Regions from separate parts of the Homo sapiens genome. Here region 2 is linked to region 1. The links are chromatin loops, found by intact Hi-C in ENCODE. Cell type or tissue: transverse colon. All regions are shown on one strand. Links, peaks and the distances in the headings refer to the core of each region. The heading gives the core; the rest is flanking DNA.

Region 1 (10,677 bases), core at 1,005-9,004:
CGTCTTAGAGATCCAAATCAACTTCAGATGGATTAAAACTTTGAATGTAAAAAACATAAATGACTAACAGTCCTGCAAAATATCTTGGAGACAACCTGTGCCATCTGGAGAGTGGGAAGAGCACATGCAAAGGCCAAGGGGTGGAGCAGCCCAGCATGTTCTGGAAAAGGTAGGGCTCCCCAAGGCTGGGATGATGGTGGAGACCTGGGTGTGTGGGAGCACAGGGGTGGGGGCCCGTGGGCCAGGAATGCACAGAGAGGGGCTGGTGCTCTGCCGCAGGCCCAAGCCCCCAAAGCCCGGTCATTCCCAGCACCATCTTCACGGGTTTCTGCCCAGGTCTTTCTGCTGCATCTCTTCCTCCCCCGATTCCTTAATCATTTTTTTTAAAATCAGTTCATGTCTTTGTAAACCAAATTATTTCTAAAAGGCAAATTTATATTACTGCCGAAATCAAGGGTCAGTGAGCTAGTTGTGTATGTTCTGAATCACATGGAAATAAATGCATCGAACATTAAGAAGGAAAGAGTGTCTAGCGTTAGCTACCTTGGTGTGCTGGGCTCAATGTGCATTTTGGAAGTTGCCCTGCCACCTTGTGGGCAGGAGGGACTGGATGAGTAGGGAGTCGGAGTGAGCATGAAGGTGACCAGAAAGTCCATTCCTTAGAAAGTGAGGAGGTGGCAGCCAGGGTCCAGGCCTGGGCCCTGCCTGCCCCCTCCTCACACACCAGCCTCCCGTCTGTCATTCTAGAACCTGACCACTTCCCGCCTCAACAAGCAGCCGGCCTGGTCCTAGCTCTCGCCTGGACTACTGGAATAGCCTCCTTGCTGGAAGTCCTCAACTTCCCCACTTTCTGTTCATAGTACAGTGGCCGGCGGGGGCCCGTGAGGATAGAAGTCAGGCCAGGTGCAGTGGCTCACGCGTGTAGTCCCAGCACTTCAAGAGGCCAAGGTGGGTGGATTGCTTGAGCCCAGGAGTTCAAGACCAGCCTAGGCAACACAGTTAAACCCCATCTCTACAGAAGATACAAAAGTTAGCTAGGCGCAGTGGCGCACGCCTGTAGTCCCAGCTACTTTGAAGACTGAGGCGGGAGGATCACCTGAACCCAGAAGGTCATGGCTTCAGTGAGGCTGATTGTGTCACTGCACTCCATCCTGGGCAACAGAGTGAGACCCTGTCTCAAACAAAAACAAAAAAAGATGTAAGTCAAACCTGTCCCATCTGCGCCACACCCTCCCGCAGCACCCGGGTCCCTCTTGGCCTCTTTGGTCTCATTCCCTTTGCTTGCTCCACTCCAGCCCCACTGGCTTCCTTCTTGTTTCTCAAACAGCTGGCACACATCCACCCCAGAACATTGGCACTAGCTGTCCCTGTACCCAGATACCACATGGCTTCCTCATACTTTGGGCCTGGTCACCTTCTTGGACCACCTCCTGATGAACTGTGGGTGACAGCTGGAGCACAGGTGGGTTCTGGAAGCCCTGCAGCCTGGGGTCAGGATGAAGATTACCCAGGGCCAGCAGGCAAGCCTGAGAGGCCGGTCTCCAGGCTTTGCAGCTCCCGGCAAGAGGTCCCAGAGGTCTTGCCCTTCCAGAGATGAATGCTTGAGGCCCAGAACATGGGGCCATCCGGAGCCAAGGCCTGGGATGTTAGAGGAGGGGAACTCGGGACTCCATGCAAGGACCACGGGTCAGCCCTGTGCCTGTCCAGACCACCTGCATGGGACACAGCAGGGGCCCAGAACTGGGCATCCAGTGGATCACTGCAGCAGCATCTGTGTGTCCATATCCAGGTAGCCGCACCCAGATTTTCCCTCCAGGGACCACCCCCTCCCACTCTCAGTTCAAGGTGGTCCATGTGGAGCACCCACCTCTGGCCCAGCCAGTCAGAGCCATCCTGGCTGATTGATTCTGGGCACATGACTCTGGAGGATCCATGGAGAGTCCAACCTGGAAACTTGGCAAGAATCCTCGGGGACTGCCCTCCTGCTGGGGTCATGTGGCACTGGGAGCTGCGGTGGCCATCTTTACTGCCACCCAGGAGAGCCTGCCGGAGAGTGAGACCAACACAGAGCAGCAGAGACAGAGACAGACTGGCTCCCGAGCGTTCAGCCCCAGTGCCGGAAGCCAGCTAGAGCCCTGGCCTTTTCAGTGACATGAGCCAATGACAACTCCCAGTTCTCTCCCTCCGGTCAATCTGAAGCCGGGTTTTTGCCTCTTACAACTGAAAGAGTCCTGGTGGTCACAGGCATGGCTGATTAAAGATGCCCACCAGGTCTTTGTTACACCCTCATATACTTGGGGCCTTGAATGTGGGTGTGCTCTGAGATGACTTGACCAGGAGAATACGGTAGCAGTGACACTGCAGTTTCCAGCCCAGGCCTGAAGAGATGATTAGCGCCCACTCCTTGCTTCTTGAAAGTCTCTCCTTGGGAGTCCTGGGCTGCTATGTTAAAAATCCAACTGCCCTGAGGCCACCATGATGTGAGGAGGCTGGAGCCAGGTGGAGAGGCCATGGTGGCGAAAGAGCTGCCGGACCAGTTCCCATTGCCCCAGCCCCCAGCCATCTGAGTCATCCCCACTGAGGACACAGATATCACAGAGCAGATACGAGCTATCCCTGCACCGCCCATCCAGATTCTTTACCCAGTTTGTGAGATATAATAATAATGAACTGTTTTAGGCCACTGAGTTTTGGGGTCATTTTTAAAGCAGCAATAGACAGATGGAACAATAGTAATGAGCAAAGGGCCACATATACCTATTGGATTGGGAAGCAAGACAGAGATGGGGCTGCCACTGTGCGCAGGATCGACTCACCTCCTTGGGAATTCTTATACACGCCCGTATGAGTGCAGGATGCATGAGTAGGATAGTGGAGCCGAAAGGGTCTTGATAGCAGATGGCCTTGAATTTGAGTCCCTACTCTGCTGTAAGATCAGCTCTGAGTCCCAGGGCTATGTTATTTCCCCTCCTCGAGCCTCAGTTTCTTCACCTATCATATAAAAATATTAGTACTGTGTTGCTAGGATGAGATTCAGCTGCACATAACAAGGAGATACAAATTTTTTTTTCTGTCATGTGAAAATTCACAGGTAGGCAATCCAGGGCTACTATATCACTCCCTGGTGTCAGAAAGCAAGGTTGGCTTTCGTCGCCTCACATTCCAAGATGGCTGTTACAGCCTCACCATTGTATCTACATTCCAGGGAGCAGCAAGGAGGAAGTGAATAAAGAACAAAATGTTCACATCAGCTGTCTCTTAAGGAAGTCCCCTGAAAGCTGACACATCCACTTGTATCCCATTGGCTAAAGCACAGTCACATGACCATATCTAGCTGCAAAGGAGGCTAGGGAATGTAGTCTTGCTCTGGGAAATCATGTGCTCAGCTAAAATTCTATGGAGGAATAATAGCTTTTGGAAGATACCTGACAGTCTCTGCCAAAAGTATCTATGTCAAGAGTTTATGTAATGACTGACGTGATTTTGAAGAGGTTTTGTTTTGAACCTCTGCTGCATGCCAGTTTCCACAAAACTAACTGCAAAAGACATAATCAGGTCTTTTGTAGGACATGGCACAGGGGCTGACACATAGTAGGTGCCCAGTAAATGAGGCGTCCTTGTTTGCTCTTCTAGCTGCACACCTTGCTGCTCTCCTCAATGGTGTTTCTCTGCCCCAACCCTCCAAGGATGAGCTCCCTCCCCAAGAGGATACCCTGTTTCATTTTCTTCACATCATTTACCATAACTATTTGTTTCTTAATTTGTTCATCATCCATCTCTCTCCACTCTAATATACACAACACGAAGAGAGGGAGAGTATCTCTAGGGTCCCACCAAGGAAATAGAAGTCACTTGAAAAGTGTAAAGCTTAATTTAAAAGTTAAAATTCAGAGATGTGATTGTGCAGGTGATGGAATTGCTAAGAACAGGGGACAATGAGGCAGCACAGAAATTAGGAGCAAGAAGCTGTTACCTCCCCAGGGTTGGAGGGGCAATGGGAGGAGATGGCATTACCAGAGCCCAAGGCCTGGGTGACACAGGGAGACTCAGCAGGCCTGTCCAGTGGGAGCTGTAGCTGTAGGAAAGACAGAGCCACACCAGAGATGCCACCTGAGATGAAGAGGAAGGGGGAGAATACCCTGGCTCCTCCCTTGTTCACTCCAGGGCCTCTCATTGGCTGAATCCAGCAGGAATCCAGCTGGCCTCACACCTTGGGGCTAAGCTCCCCTCCCTGATGGGTGACACAGAGCCAAGGGATGGGATAACAAGAGCTAAGGGCAAACTAGCCCGGGGCTGGCACTGGTGACTTCATCTGTCTTGTTATCTTCTGCATCTGGAGCTTCAAAGGCACAGCCTGGCACACGGTAGGACCTCAATAAACAGTGGATGAATAGATTGGGGTTCTCAACTCACCTTAGCACCTATAGAAGCTGTTTAGAGTCCACAAAACAACTCTTGTACCTGTGAGGGCTCCTAGGTGCTAGGCCCACAAAGGGAGGCATGTTATGGCCGTGGCATTCTGCTTGGCCAGGATCCGAGAGGAGCCTCCCAATTGGAGGATTTAGCCCAAGTTGCTTCATTCCCTGTCCAGTGGAGCCTGGCCTCTCTCTCAGCCTCCATCAACACCCAGAATCCTCCATGATGAGCTCCTATCCCACCAGGGCAGAGAGTGGGCATGTCCTCATCAGGGAGAGAAAGGACAGAGACAGACAGACAGGAAGAGAGAAACAGCCATGCAGCCAGGGCTGGGGCTCTGCTTGCCATTGCCCTCTATGCACTCTAACTGTGGCAAAACCTGTGCAAAGTACATGGATGCTACCAACCACTGGCAAAGGAATAGGAAGCATATTCCTGTGGCCCGGCAAATGCGTGGGGATGGCTTCATCCACATCCTGCAGGAAGAAATTAAATTAATTGACAGGTCCAAATGTGAGTGGACAGGTGGGGCAGCAGGAGCTCTGCACGCCACTGGTGGGAGTGTTTTTTGGAAAGTGCACTTTGTAAGAGAATTTGGCAACACTAACAAGGACGTGTGTACAGGTGAGCTCAGCAGTTCCCTGCACAGGTAAAATCTCAGCAGCATCCACTGATATAAACACAACCACAGTAACAACGCCTGGGAGCCACCCAGGTCCATTCACAGGAGAAAGGATAAATGAACCATGTCATGCCCACACAATGGAATACTCGACAGCAATGAAGACGAACAACAGTGTCACGCATCAACGCAGATGTACCTCCCAACAATACTGTGAGAGAAAAAGGCAAGTCACCAAAGAACACGTATGTATGAGGCCATTCAAATAGCTCTTCTGGATTTCACTCCTGGGGATGTCAAGGACCCACTAGAGTTTCCAAGCCATGTTCACATGTCACCTCCTTGACTAAAGGGACATGACCAATAAATGCAATGTGGGGTCCTGAACTGGATCCTAGAGCAGGACAGAAATAGCTATAAAGGACATTCTTGGGACAATTGACGTTTAGATATGGATTGTGGGGTTCGATCATAGTATCATATCAATGCAAATTGTCCTAGCTCTGATAAGCATATGTGTTTATGTAAGAGAATGTCCTTGTTTTTAGGGAACAAACACTGAAATATACAATAGTAGAGAGGCATCATGTCTCCACCATACTCTCAGATGGTTCAGGAGAAATATGCGTGTGTCTCCGTACATATTAATATAGAGAGAATGGTACAGCCAGTGGGACAAGTTGTAAGCAATTGGTGAATCTAGGTAAAGGGTATATGGGAAATTGCATCAAAATTAAAAGTTATGAACATGGGGGAGAAAACCCAGTTCTTCTATAAAAACAGCCTCCAGCCTCTCCCTCCAGCACAACCTGTCCCCACACGTGGGGCACCCGGCACCCATGCTCTGGCTCTTGTCTCTCTGGGTCTTAGTCCCACTTAGCACCCCACACCCAAAGGTCATGTTTTCACAGATGTGTACCCTCAAGACTAAACACACACTTGAGGCATTCATGTGACTATACATATTTATGGAAAAAGAAAATTCTTGGGCTCACAAAACTGAACGCTCCAGGGTGGACTGTCTCAGGTGGCCTTAATCGGGGTGCTGACAACATCCAGACGAGCACGCAGGCTTCTCTCCCTGCCACGGCGGTGCCATTCTCCAACGGACTCTGCCGCCGTGGCTGCAAGATGGTGGCAGCAGCTCCAACCCCTGCACCCTTTTGTGGCCAAGTCCAGTGGGAAGAATGTGAGGTCTTCTTCCAGAAGCTTCTGCAGATTCTCATTAGCTTCAGCTGGGTCATGTGTCTGTCATCCCTGACCTGGCCTCTGGGGTCAGGAAGGCACCATGGTCAGACTGGCCAGGCCTGAGCCCCAAGCCCCAAGTCCAACCTCTTCACAAAGCACAGCTGGCTGGGGCAGAGCGGTGCCCCCAGTGGAAAATCAAGATGCAGTTTCAGAAGGATGGAAATGGATGCTGGGTGGCGAAACGGCAGAAACCCACCCCGGCCCACGCCCTTGCCTGTCCAAAATCCATGCACATGCTTCTTCCCATGCTCCCTCTGGGGGAGGTGTGCTAGGCAGCACAGATGTATGCACAGCTCCCCACAGATGCCACCCTCATCCTTGGAAACTGTCAATGCCCATGAATTTGTTACCTCACGTAGCAAAAGAGACTTTGCAGATGTAATTAAGGCTGCTCGTCAGTTGACCTTAAAATAGGGAGAGTGTCTTGGATCATCCACATGGGCTCAGTGGGTCACACAAGCCCTTAAAAGCAGAGAACTTTCCATGGCTGGTGGCAGAGGTAGAAAGGACATTGGAAAGAGACAGCATGGGGGAAAGGGAGATTTAAAGCTTGGGAAGGAAGGATGGAAAGCGCGACTGCTGCTTTGAAAACAAAGGAAGCCTCAGGCCACGTAGCAAAGAAATGGAGACCCCAGGCCTGCAATCATAAGCGACTGAATTCTGCTCACAACCCTAATGAGCACCTCCGGGAAAGAGCCCAGCCTGCCAACACCTCGATTTTGCCTTGTAAGCCCCTAAGCAGAAAATACAGTTGAGGCACTCTCTGCCCAGACTTGCAGTGCACAGAAACTGTGATGCTAAATGGATGTTGCTTGAAGCTGCTCAGTTGGTGGCACTTTGTTACAGCAGCAATGGAAAATGAATACTGGAGGTAACACTGTCTCTCCCAGTGACAGGTCCGGCTCCAGGAGCTGGACCCCAGTGACCGTGTTACAGTCTAGGCTTAAGGCCCCCCTCACTCCCAACCTCACCTGTGCAGAGAGGGAAGGAAAAGTGCCATGTCAACCCCCAGTAAGGGAAAGGAGGATGGGAGACCCCTAGCCTGCAGCACATCCAAAGCCCTGCTAGAAAAATACTGAGAAATGTTAGACATTGAGCTACCACAGGACCCAGGATTACAACTCCTGGGTATCTACCCAAGGCAAATGAAAACATGTGTCCCCAGAAAAATTTGCACACAATGTTCATAGCAGCATTATTTATAATAATTGAGAAATGGGAATAGCCCAAATGCCCATCAGCTAATGAATAGATAAACAAAATATGGCATAGCTATACAATGGAATATTATATGGCCCTAAAAAGTAATGAAGAAGCCAGACATAAAAGGCTTTGTGTGATTCCATTTCCAGACAGAAAGCAGATTAGTAGTTGCTGCAGGCTGGCGGGAGGGAGGAATGGAAAGTGGCTGCTAACAGGAACACGGTTTATTCTGGGGGCAATGAAAGTGTTCTAAACTTAGATGTGATGATGGATGTACAACTGCGTGAATATACTAAAAAGCATTGAATGGCATTGAATGGTTCATCTTAAATGGGTGAATTTTATAGTGCGTGAATTATATAGATAAAGATGTAAAAGATTTGTTTAACATCAATAAAGATGTAAAAAAAAAAATGTTGAGTTTCTTGGGCAGCCAGTTCAACTGCCCAGCCCTGCCCTCTAGGAGGAAAACGAGTACTCCCTGCCCACCCTTCACCATTCCCACATCTGAAGTGGGCATTGGGGATCTCAGTTCTCTAGTGGCCAGTTCCTAATGGTGCAGATTCTAGACTGCAGAGATTGCTTGGGCTTGGAAATAACATCACAGACTTTTTCAAAAAAATTTTTGTCTTGTTTTTGTGTTTTGTTTTGCTTTTTGTTTGCTTGTTTGTTTGTTTTTACCAGACTTGAAGTTTTGGGGCAGTACAACTCCATCAAAAAAATTTTGACCTCAAGTGATCTGCCCATTTCAGCCTCCCAAAGTGCTGGGATTACAGGCATGAACCACCGCACCCAGCCTCCATCAAAAATGTATTAGGCATTTCCCTGTCTTTATTTTTAAATATATATATATTGTAGTCTGGGCATGGTGGTTCACACCTGTAATCCTAGCACTTTGGGAGGCTGAAGAGGGAGGCTTGCTTGAGCCCAGGAGTTCAAGACCAGCCTGGGCAACATAGCAAGAGCTCTTCTCTACTAAAAATAAAAATTAAAAAAAATTAGCCAGGCTATGTGGTACATGCCTGTAGTCCTAGCTACTCAGGAGGCTGAGGCAGGAGGATTGCTTGAGCCCAAGAGTTCAAGATTGCAGTGAGCTATGAGTACACCACTGCACTCCAGTCTGGGCAACAGAGCCAAACACTGTCTCAAAAAAAAATTACATATATATATATATATATATATATATATATAGAGAGAGAGAGAGAGAGAGAGAGAGAGAGATGTGTGTGTATATACATATATATACTTCAGGCACACAAAAAATTAGATCGAATAATATAAAAAACACCTATATACCCAACACCTAGCTTATATATTAAGTATTAAAATGTCACCAATACAGTTGAAGCAGGAATACAGTTGAAATTGAAAATGTAGTTAAAATACAATTATAGTTGTAGTTGAAATGTACTACATGCTAGATAGAATGTACAACTTTCTTATGACTTTGGGGTGGGAGGTGATTTTCTGAGCATTGCACAGAAAGCAGAAGCTGTAAAAAGTGAATGCTTCCTTGGATTCCTTGGACTATATAAAAATTTCAACTTCTGCCTGGTGAAGATACTGTAAACAAGTTTAAAAGATAAACAAATAGATCGAGAGAATATTTGCAATGTATACAGTGAATCAATATCTACAATATGCAAAGTGTTCCCAAAAAAAATAAGAAAAAGAAAAAAAAACCAGTAGCAAAATAGGCAATTCACACAGGAAGAAATATAGTGGTCAATTAAGTTATGAAAAGTATGCCCTTATTCATAATCAAATAAATGAAAACTTAAAACAATGATGAGATACCATTTTTCAGTTAGCAGACTGGCAAAAAAAAAATTCATGCAAATAACAAGAGCAATAATATCCATCCAACGGCAAGCCTACAGGAAAGTAAGCATTCTTCTACACTATTGGCAGGAATATAAATTGAAGCAACCTTTTTGGGAGAGCAATTGCCTGGAATCTATGTTAATGTAAATTGTACATACCCACAATCACACCCTTAGTAATACAGTGTTCAGAAATACTAGCACTTAAGAAAATAAATGAAAAAACAATAAAAGCATTAGAAACATCTTTTTTTTTTTTTTTTTTTTTTGAGATGGAGTCTCACTCTGTCGCCCAGGCTGGAGTGCAGTGGTGCGATCTCGGCTCACTGCAACCTCCGCCTCCCAGGTTCATGCCATTCTCCTGCCTCAGCCTTCCGAGTAGCTGGGACTACAGGTACCCACCACCACGCCTGGCTAATTTGTTATATTTTTAGTAGAGACAGGGTTTCACCGTGTTAGACAGGATGGTCTCTATCTCCTGACCTTGTGATCCGCCTGCCTCGGCCTCCCAAAGTGCTGGGATTACAGACGTGAGCCACCACGCCTGGCCAGAAACATCTTTAAGTCCATAAATATGGACTGATTAAATAGATGTTGATTATAACCACAACATGGCTTTTCATCCACCTTTTTAAATAATTGGTTCATTTATGTGCTGATAGGGAATGTTTTCCACAATTTCTTTACAAGTCACTCCACAGCTACTTCAGTGGGGGAGCAGGGAGTGTATATATGGGAACTCTCTGTACCTTCTTCCCAATTTTGCAGAGAACCTAAAACTGCTCTAAAAAAATTGAGTATTTAAAATCAAATTTTAGAATAATAGACATATTATGGCCCCATTCATATTTTAAAACCGTGTATGATATTATGTGTATATATATATATATATATATATGTCCATTCTTTAGGGTTACCTATTTGTCTAAAAGTGGCATCATTTGAATTGTAATAACAAACATTATATTTCTTTTGTAATCTAAAAAAACACCTTAAAAATCTAATAAAGAATGTATTATAAGGCTGGGCACAGTGGCTAACCCCTGTAATCCCAGCAGTTTGGGAGGCCAAGGTGGGCAGATCACTTGAGGTCAGGAGTTCAAGACCAACATGGCAAAACCTCGTCTCTACTAAAAATACAAAAATTAGCTAGATGTGGTGGTGCACGCCTATAATCCCAGCTACTTGGGAGGCTAAGGCAAAAGAATTACTTCAACCCAGGAGGCAGAGGTTGTAGTAAGCCAAGATGGTGCCATTACACTCCAGCCTGGGCAACAGAGAGAGACTTTGTCTAAAAACACAACAAAAAAAGAATGTATTATAAGTATGTGATTAAAATAATAAAAATGAAGTCTATTTTATAAT
Region 2 (10,677 bases), core at 1,505-9,504, 66 kb before region 1:
GGGCTTGGTTCTCACAGACCCAGTCACAAAAACCATGCTGCCAGCACTTAGTACAGCCTCAGGCCTATACCACCTCCGTCCCTCATCAGTGGGGTGCCCTCTGCCTGGTGGTTCCTGCCAGCCTCAGGCCAGGGGTTCAGAGAGCAAGTCTCTCTCATAGGTGCTATAGCCCCAGGGACCCAGGGCAGAGCACAACTCAGCCTCCCAGGCTGCCAGCAATTCACTTACTATACTGAACATTCTGTTTCCTCCTCCACGACCACAGCCATCCCTCTCCATGCCCTGTGTGCTCTGCTGCCACGGTCCCCTTGCCCTTGCCTCTGGTCTGGTTCACCAATGGGGACACCAGCTGAAGACTGGAAGGGTGGAAGGAGAGAGTGGCCAGAACTACTCATCCAGCATCTCCTGGGTTGAGGCTGGCCATGTCCTGACTAAGAGCCACAGTCCCCACTGTGGTGGGAGGGTGGCCCTCTCCTGGGCTGCAGCTTGGGAGAGCTCCAGTAACAGCCCTGCTCCCACTCCCTAGAGGCAGGAATGGTGGCTTCCTGCTCTCTGTACTGTCACCATCCCTTAAGCAGCATCTGTAAGTGGCCAGCTCATTAAGCCCTTTCCCCTAGTTTGCAGACTACGTCTCCTGCCAGGATCGGATCAGTAAACCTCAGGACTCTCACAGCCCTACAGGGCAGCTGGAGCCATCCCATTTACAGATGAAGAAACTGACTCAGAATCAAAAACAACAAATCCGGAGCCATCACATTACTCAACTTCAAACTATACTATAAGGTCATAGTCACCAAAGCAGCATGGTACTGGTATAAAAATAGTCACATAGACCAATGGAACAGAATAGAGAACCCAGAAATAAAGCCAAATACTTACAGCCAACTGATCTTTGACAAAACAAACAAAAACATAAAGTGGAGAAAGGAAACCCTATTCAATAAATGGTGCTGGGATAATTGGCAAGCCACATGTAGAATGAAACTGGATCCTCATCTCTCACCTTATACAAAAATCAACTCAAGATGGCTCAAATACTTAAATCTAAGACCTGAAACCATAAAGATTCCAGAAGATAACATCGGAAAAACCCTTCTAGACATTGGCTTAGGCAAAGCCTTCATGACCAAGAACCCAAAAGCAAATGCAACAAAAACAAAGATAAATAGATGGGACCTAATTAAACTGAAAAGCTTCTGCACAGCAAAAGAAATAATCAGGCTGGGCGCAGTGGCTCACGCCTGTAATCCCAACATTTTGGGAGGCTGAGGTGGGCGGATCACGAGGTCAGGCGATCGAGACCATCCTGGCTAACATGGTGAAACCCTGTCTCTACTGAAAAATACAACAAAAATTAGACAGGCGTGGTGGTGTGCACCTGTAGTCCCAGCTACTCAGGAGGCTGGGGCAGGAGAATGGCATGAACCCAGGAGGCAGAGCTTGTAGTGAGCCTAGATCGCGCCACTGCACTCCAGCCTGGGCGACAGAGCGAGACTCCGTCTCAAAAAAACAAAAAAGAAATAATCAGCAGAGTCTGTTAAGACAACTATAAAGTAGGAGAAAATCTTTACAATCTGTATCTCTGACAAAGGACTAACATCCATAATCTACAAAGAACTCAAACAAATCAGCAAGAAAAAACAAACAATCCCATCAAAAACTGGGCTAAGGACATGAATGGAACTAAAAGTAAATCTACCATTTGATCCAGCAATCCCACTCCTAGGTATCTACACAGAGGAAAAGAAGTCATTATACAAAAAATATACGTGCACACACATGTTTATAACAGCACAATTTGTAATTGCAAAAATATGGAACCAATCTAAATGCCCATCAATCAACAAGTGGATAAAGAAAATGTGGTGTATATATACCATGGACTACTACTCAGCCATAAAAAGTAACAAAATAATGACATTCGCAGCAACCTGGGTGGAATTGGAGACCATTATTCTAAGTGAAGCAACTCAGCAATGGAAAACCAAACATCGTATGTTCTCACTCATGTGTGGGTGCTAAGCTATGAGGACGCAAAGGCATAAGAATGATCCATTCATTGGACTTTGGTGACTCAGGGGAAAGGGTGGGTGGTGAGGGATAAAAGATTACACTTTGGGTACAGTGTACACCACTCAGGTGATAGGCGCACCAAAATCCCAAAATCTCAGAAATCACTGCTAAAGAACTTGTTAATGTAACCACTTGTTCCCCCAAACCCTATTGAAATAAAACAAGCACCACTTGTTCCCCCAAAAACTTATTGAAATAAAAAAATTTAAAAATAAAACAAAAAAAGAAAAAGAAAAGAAAAGAAAGGAACTGAAGCTCACAGAGAACTCGCTTCCCCACGGGGCCTTCCTTTATGGGACCCAAGAGCTGAACCACAAATGACCTCCCCCAAAAGCCTGGCATTTGGGCCACCATGGGGCCTGCTGCAGGCCTCTGGCCCAGCCCTGGGCCCAGCTCAGAGTTCAGGTGCCCCCTCAGTGCCCAGGGGCATCCAGGTTCCCCCAGCTGCAGCCCAGCCTGACCCCAGTGCTGACTTCCATGCAAGGAAAGGCAGCCCATTCTCTGTCATCTGCAGGGAGACACCCCCTGCCAGGGGACAGGCTCCAGGCCCCATCCCAGGAGCCAGCTTATCCTCTCTGCTGCCATCCTTCCCATCCTGTGAACTGCTCCTTGTCATTTCCATTCTTCAGGTGGGGAAACTGAGGCACAGATCAGAGCTCGGGAGCAGTGGTTCTGGACTGAAACTTGGGCCCTTCCTAACTGGATCTGCTGTTCCACCCTGAAGAAAGCCCCTCAGCCTCAGGACCCATGGAAGTATTGGGGAAGGTGTGGTAGGGAGTCTAGAGCCCCCTAGAGGCTAAGAGGATTGCAGCCGTGTGCCTGGAGCACTGCAGGCGGTTGGGGAGCAGGTGTCTCCACATCTGGGCTCTGGCCTCCAGAATGGGCATGAGGCCTCTGTGGGGCAGGAGGAGACCGGAGGCTTGCCCTTGGCCCTGCCTCCTCACTTCAGCCTCAGGTCACACCTCCAGCAGGGGCAGCGGCAGGTGGGTGCCTCCAATCCACATAGGGGCTCTCGCTCCCCTGCCCCAGGGCTGCTCCAATATTTGGGCCAGGGATAGAAGACAGCCAGCAATGGCCAGCCTTCAGTTCTTTTCCTATAGATGCCTCTCCCCTTCACCAAGGGAGGAGCCCCCCTCTACCCCCAGCTAGGGATGCCGGTGGAAGGAGCTCTTAGCTCCCCTCGTCACCATCTCCCTTCATTCTCAGCACAGACCTTGGGAAAGGCAACCCAAGGCTCACCTTAGCCTGAGCTCCCCCTGAAAGGACTGCCTGGAAGAAAGGAGTCTGTGTGCAGGAAGTTTTGGTGGGAAGCAATGCCAGGGGATAGGAGTGAGTGAGCCACAGGGGAGCCAGGCAGGGAAGGAGGAAAAGCAGCAGGAGGCACTGCCAACCCGGCCACCTCTGTGGGGTTCTGTGCTCCACCCCAAGGGGCCATCTGTGGAAACCTGTGGGAGGTGCTGAATGCTGTCTGGCCCAGGGATGGCAGAGGGGCACACAGCCATAGGCTCCCATCCATCCACTGGGCCACCCAGTGACCTCGTGCTTCTGGATTGCACTGTGTGAGTGCCAAGCAGTTCCCACAGGCAGTCCTCACAGCATGCCAGCTCTGGCAAGAAGTGAGTTGCAAAGCTGTGCAAAGACCACATGGAAGAGACCATGACAGCACCGTGGCTGGGACAAGCAGGAGGTCAAGAGGATGTGAAGTGGGCACAGAGGTGTCTGATGCAGTCCACGGTTAAAAATAATGGATGTGAAACAGAAAATCTGAAGTATAGCAAGGCCAACAGACCATGCAACGACTGCCGCTGAAAAGATAGTTTATTACTCACAGTTCCTTAGAGGAGGGGGCTGCCCGGGAGGCACTGGGTGGGTCAGGAGGCAGAGGGAGAGAGGACCAGAAGGCAGGAGCCTCCATCATGGAATTAACGGTGAGGTGGGTAAGCAGGTGTAGGGCTGATTTGTTTGAATAATTTCGGGGCTCTGGGGCGCAGGGCTGCCCCTGGTTGTCTGGTCCTGGCCCTTGCGGGGATAGGGCAGAGGGATGGTGGTCTGGAGTGTGAGATTCCAAAAAAGAAGGTAGCTGGGGTGTGGACATTGGGTTGGGTGGTTTTGCATTTGAAAGGTGAGCTCAGAGCGAGTCATGTCATCACCATAGATTGGCCGACCATGAGAGAGGTGGTCCCTCCAGGCTCAGCAAGGCCCCAGGTGTCAAAGCATCGAAACACAGACACTGAAAGAGGTAGTTGCTGAAGGTCACCCGCCACCCCTGACCAGCTCGGCCCTGCTTGTGGTATCACTGAGTCCTGTGTGTCCAGAGCTTAAATCAAGGTAGCGGCCAGCCTGGATCTTTGTTCAATGTTAATACGCAAGTATTGGATGGGTCACAGTCCCTCCTGCTGCACCTGGTCTCAGTGCTGGAACTGATGCTCAGCAGCACCCCCACCTCACCACCTCTTCTGGAAGCCGCCACCTGCGGTCCGTGTGTCAGCTGCTCTGGGACATTTGCCTGGTGGGGTAGCCTGGTCTTCCTTGGGGGTTCTGAGACCTCAGTTGGCTTGCCCTTTTCCAGCTGAGGTTGCTGCAGCTGCCCACTTGTCATTATCCCCAGGTACGGAAGGACCAGGGGAAGCCCCAGAGCCTTCCCTGAGTTTTAGATGTCTCCACCCTGGGCAGCAGCAGTAGTCTTCTCACAGTGGCCAAGTTGATCACCCTCACAAGCAGGCTCACTGCTGGGCTGTGGTTGTGGCTTCAGGTTCAGTGGCATATTTGTCATGTGTCCCATCCCACCATCAAGCCAGGACTGCTAATTTGGCAGAGCGAAACATTGTGGGGCAGGAAGTCTGTGTTCTGCAAAAGGGAATGATGGTGAGCGGGCCTCCTCCCCAAACTCCAGGTGTGTATTCCGGTTCCGGGGCCCAGCCTGGGCTCATTGCATGCACTGCCGCCCACAGGACAAGACCCCAGCCCTCGGGCTGCTAGTCAGGCGGGCACCTGAGCTGAGTCTCCCATGGGCCACTCCTCTTAGACCAGCCACTTCTGAGTAATGTGAAATAAAGTGAGGTCAGGACACCCATTCTTACATTCCTGTTGTCACCTCCTTACAGCAGCTCAGTCCCCTAGTCCAAGGCAATTGTGCAGGATGCCAGGGTTCCCTGAGGAGTAAGCTTTTAAACTTAAGGATTGCATTGTACATAGTGGATTAACTTCTCTCCTGGGTATCTAGTATGGTACCAATTCTGTATCATCCTGGGGTACACTGAGAAAGTCATCACTCGAATCATTTTCTGTGTGTTCGGTTCTGATGGGAAACTGATTGAGAAGCCTCCTGCCCTGCTGGAGAAATGTTGCCACCAGATCCCCATGAGCCCTGGGAAGGGGATGTCAGTGGAGGCTCTGCAGCCAGAAGGCAAACCAGGGTGGGTGCACATGCGAGCTGCTGCCCCTCCATGGGGGGCAGGGTCCAAAGTAACCAACCTACCATTGAGTAGCTGTCAGTCTCAAGGGATGTCTCCAATCACCGACTCAGCATCTGTCTCTGCCACTGTGATTGCTTATTTCCCAGCAACAGTAGCGGAGACCGATGGCTCCACTCTTGCCCTCCTGGTGCCTCTGTTCATAAACCGCTTGTGCAAGCGCTGGAGTGGCCAAGGACACAGGCTGACTGGCGGCCACTGACCAGGTCAGGCTCCCCTGGTTGTCACATCTGTCTGTGGTAGATGCACACACTTTGTGCCCAACCTGTCCTTTAACCCCAGACCTCCTGGCCTCAGATCTCCCAAGCTCGCTCCTTCTGGGTCCATGGCCAGCCAGCCTGGCCACACAAGTTCATGCCACTCCCTCCTCAGGTCAGGGTCTCTCCCTACAGCTGGAGCCATTGAGGGCACTGCTTACAGGGCTGCCCGAAGCACTGCTCCTCTACAGGGGCGCTCCTGGGAACTGTAGAACAGCATGGGGGTCCATATTTGGTTGCAGACCCGTCTGTGGGCCAGGCCTTCATTTTTAATTCTATCAGGTGGCCTTAGGGGACCCTCCCATGAAGCCATAGGTGAGCCCAGGAATAGGTGTCAGCGCAACAGAGATGGGTGACAGGGAGTCTGGGCCTCCTCCGCAGACCTGCTCAGGTCTGGACCTGAGCGCCTCCGCCTTCTGTCACACAATGGGTGGCCACTGTGCCAGCCATCCAGCCACCTCAGGACTCAGTGGATCTGATCACAGCCAGCTGCTTGCTGTCACAGGGTCACTGGATGTCCCAGGCTCTGCAGGGCCCAGCAGCATTCCAGGAGCTCCTTCTAGGACAGCACGCCCTCGCTGCAGGACTCTAAGCAACTTCCTACCAGAACTGGCCGGAGATCCCGCACGAAGGCGTGTCTGTTGCCATCACATTGTGTGGCCAGGCCTCAGGGCAGATTGACCACAGTCAGAGCCTTCTGCCGGGGCCTGTCTTGCTCTGGGGCCCACTCAAAATGTGTAGCCTTTGAGCTACCTGATGAATGCAGAGCAGTGTCCCCAAGGCTGATAGCTGCTGCATCCCAGTCCCAGAAGGCCCACTAAATGCTGTGCCTCTTTCTTTGTGGTAAAAGGTGTGAGGGGCAATAGCTTCTCCTTTTCCCCAAAAGAGATTTCACAGCCTGCCCCAGAGCTTGGGATCCCTCAGGTCCCCACGGATACAGCAAGCCCCATGCATCTTACCAAGATAACCAGGGTGCATGCCACACTGCTTCCCGGGCCTGCTTAGCACGGCTTCAGCAGCAGAGTGGACCAGCACAACATTCCATGGCACATTAGTTCCTCCTATGGCACACTAAGCTTTTTTAACTCTGATTCAATGGAACCTTTTCACACTGTTAAACTGCACATATGCTATGATGCATTATTACACCAGTGATTCCAGCTACATATTTTTTGGCCTCTCTTGGTCTTGGGTATCTAGGGGTCCAGAGGGATGTGGAATTACACTCATTCAGGTTCATGATGATTATTTTGGGTAGTGGGGTTTGGGAGTGATTATTTAATTTTGTTTTTTAATTTCTCTGTATTGTTTAAGTTTTAGAGTACGCAAGTTTTGTTGTGATTAAATAACATTTGAACATTCAGTAAAAATTGCTGAATGTATCATTTCAGCCAAAATGCTGGAGTCAGGTGAGTTTAGATGGGAACCAGGGGTGACCTAAGAGAACAGTGGGGGAGTGAGAAGCCGGGCTCCCCTGGAGGTGGGCTGGAGGCTGTCCTGGAGGTGGACTGGAGGCTCCGCTGGAGGTGGACTGAAGGCAAACCTGGATGTGCTCCAGGCCCAGGTTCACATCAAGGGGCATGATCTGCTAGGGAGGGTGTTGGAAACCGTCCGGACCTTTCAGGAGCTAAGAAGTCAGAAGTAGGTCCAGATCTCAGGAAAGAGGCTGACAGGATGAGACAGGGACGATGTCTATTCCAGCAGGCTGGAGGTGAGAGAGGCCCCAGTGTCATTAAAACAGACCCAGTGGGCAGGGAAACAAAAACAGTATCGGAGGCACTTATGTGATCCTTCAGCCGTACAGTGCTCTAAACCCTTATTCATATCTTCCAAACAACCGCAATAAGTAGGGTCTATAGTTATTCCCATTTTATAAATGTGGAAACTGAGGCAAGGAAAACTTTAATACTTCCCTGAAGGAAACTGAGGCAGGAGTCTAGATCTAGACATGGGGTCAGCATTAATTCCCTCACCCATGCATTGTTTTCAACAAATATTTCCATGTACCTGGTGCTGTTTCTGGTACTGAGAAAACAGAAGGCACCAACCGTCCCCCAACATACCCTGCCCCCAGGGCAGCCCCACCTGGTAGGGAGGATGCATGCAACATGGAAACACACAGATTTATTGTTACAAACAAGGACAGGGCCTTGAAGCAAGAGTATACAAGATGCTCACCTGGCTAGGGGGTCAGGGCAGGGCTCCTGGAACAAAGAATATTTTAGCAGAAGCTGAAAGAATCCATAGAAGTTAGAGGTTGAAGAACATTCTGGGCAGAGGGAACAGCATGTGCAAGGGCCCTGTGGTGAGCAGGAGAGTCGTTCATTAGGGGCTTCAAAAGCAGTGCCACATAGGGATTAGCAAGCAAGAGGGAGTCTGGTGGGAGATGGGAATGAAGAGGTGGCAGAACGTTGTGCCTAGGAGAAGGAGTTTGGATTTCATTCTTGGCTGGACGGTTTTGAATAAGGCAGTAACTGGTCTAATTGACATTTTCACAGAACACTAGCTGCTGCATAGAGTCAGGAGGCAAAGGAGGATGCAGAAAGACCCGCTAGGCGGTGATCGTGGTAACGTGGGCGAGAGGGGGTGGCTGCCTGGGCCGCAGCAGGGAAGGGGCTGCCCTCCTTAAGATTTCTTGCAAGTCCCTCACACTCTCACTTAGAGCCCTTCAGCTAGAACTTAGTCCCATGGCCACACCTAACTGCAAGGGAGCCTAAGAAATGTGATCTCTATTCCCAGCACCCCTGTGCCATGGAAGACTCTGGCATTCTGTTTCTAAGGAAGAAAAGGGGGATGGATATTGCGGCAGACATCTAGCAGCTCTGCCAGTGTGATTTCATTTTCTTTTATTTTTTCATGGATGTGCCATAATTTTTCCCCCGCTTGGTTGAGGTGCAGTTGACAGTCTGCCACTGTGATTCAGACTTGGTAGTGGTGATGGTGCCAATGAGGCTGGAAGTGGTAGAGGTTAGGTATTAGGTGGTGGTAGGCGTGAGGTGGCAATGCTGGCACTAGGGGTGGCAATGAGGATGTTTCTGGTGGCCATGGTGGCTTCCTGAAGGTGGGAGCAATGATGGCCGGCAAGGTGGGGGTCCAAGTACTGGTGGTGCATGTGAGGTGATAGAGAAGGTGGTGGTGGCAGAGGTGATGGTAGAGTCTCATTGATGGTGATGGACATGGTCATGGTGATGTTTGAGGTGATGCTGGTGATACTGATGTGTAAGGCAACAATATTGATCTTGCCGATACAGAAGGTGACAGTAGTAGTGGCAGTGATGGGTTTCTGTTAGTAATGATAGTGATGCCTGTAGCAGTGGTGATGATGTTGCTAACACAAAAGGTGATAATAACACTAAAGGTGATAATAACGCGGTGATGATGTTGCTAACACTAAAGGTGATAATCCCTGAGTATCTGGGATTACAGATGCGTGCCACCACACCCAGCTAATTTTTGTATTTTTAGTAGAGACAGGGTTTCGCCATGTTGTTCACGCTGGTCTTGAACTCCTTGACCTCATGATCCTCCGGCCTCGGCCCCCCAAAGTGCTGGGATTACAGGCGTGAGCCACCGCGCCCGGCCCAATCCTCCCACTCTCTAAAGAGACATTAAGAAATGTCTCCCTCCCCAAATCTCTAACCTCTCCCCTGCTGTCCTCTGTTGCTAACACTAAAGGTGATAATGATGGTGGTGATGGTGATAATGGTGGGGATAGTGATGATGGTGGTGGTGGAGATGGTGATGATGGTGATGGTGGTGGTGGTGATGATGGTGGTGCTGCTGCTACTGATGGTGGTGGTGGTGGTGATGGTGACAGTAGTGGTGGTGCTGGAGGTGATGGGGATGGTGATGGTGGTGATGGTGGTGGTCGTGATAGTGGTGGTGGGGATGGTGATGATGATGGTGGCAGTGGTGATGATGGTGGTGATGGCAATGATGGTGGTGGTGGTGCTGCTGGTGGTGCTGGAGGTGGTAGGGATGATGATGGTGGTGATGGTGGTGGTGGTGATGGTGATGATGGTGGTAGTGATGATGGTAGTGGTTGTGGTGATGGTGATGGTGGTGGTGGTGCTGGAGGTGGTGGGGGTGGTGATGGAGGTGGTGGTTGTGGTATGAAGATAGTGGTGGTGGTGGTGGTGGTGATGATGGTGGTGGGGATGGTGATGGTGATGGTGATAGTAGCAATGGTGATGGTGGTGGTGGTAGTGGTGATGATGATAGTGGTGGTGGTGGTGATGGTGATGGTGGTGGTGGGGATGGTGATGATAGTGGTGGTGGTAATGATAGTGGTGCTGGTGGTGGTGGTGATGGCGGCGATGGTGGTGGTGGTGGTGCTAGAGGTGGTGGGGATGGTGATGATGGAGGTGGTGGTGTTTATGGTGACGGTGGTGGTGGTGAAGGTGATAGTCATGGTGGTTGTGTTGGTCATGGTGGTGATGGAGGTGGTGATGGTGACAGTGGTGGTGATTGTGACGGAGGTGGTGGTGATGGTGGTGGTGGTGATGGAGGTGGTGATGGTGATAGTGATGGGTATGGTGGTGGCGATGGTGGTGGTTGTAATAATGATGGAGGTGGTGTTCATGGTGATGATGGTGATGGTGGGAGTCATGGTTATGGTGATGGTGGTGGTAGTGGTGGTGCTGGTAGTGCTTGTGCTAGTGGTAAAGCTGATGTTCATGGTAAGGGTAATGATTTTGCCGACACCAATATAATGTGTTATGGCTGTAATGGTGATGGTAACTGATATAATTTGGATATTTGTCCCTCCAAATCTCATGTTGAAATGTAATTCTCAATGTTGGAGGTGGGGCCTGGTGGGAAGTGATTGGATCATGGGGGCAGATTTCTCATGAATAGCTTAGCACCATCCACTT

The links. A loop is a pair of places that touch in the nucleus more often than their neighbours do. Peaks named below come from ENCODE experiments on the same cell type or tissue, not always from the same donor. Only the 100,000 strongest peaks of a DNase experiment are listed, where the experiment ranks them.
Region 2: it touches region 1 in a loop (16-fold over the local background); 4 of 110 quality-filtered maps call a loop at or near these places.

Annotation. Positions count from the first base shown.
Region 1 is chr3:128,502,693-128,513,369 of GRCh38, forward strand. It overlaps LOC90246 (a long non-coding RNA gene), which reads left to right and starts at 5,143. Exons shown (of 1, transcript NR_026954.1): 1 at 5,143-7,903. GATA2-AS1 (GATA2 antisense RNA 1) reads left to right here. Exons shown (of 3, transcript NR_125398.1): 3 at 1-515. RefSeq lists an enhancer at 1,500-2,699. In transverse colon, for the core only: no CTCF peak of the experiment used is centred there; no DNase peak of the experiment used is centred there; H3K27me3 peaks cover 6,322 bases.
Region 2 is chr3:128,435,850-128,446,526 of GRCh38, forward strand. No RefSeq gene overlaps it. Among named protein-coding and RNA genes, the nearest start is that of DNAJB8-AS1, 22 kb to the right of the region's middle. RefSeq lists an enhancer at 1-430. In transverse colon, for the core only: no CTCF peak of the experiment used is centred there; no DNase peak of the experiment used is centred there; H3K27me3 peaks cover 2,027 bases.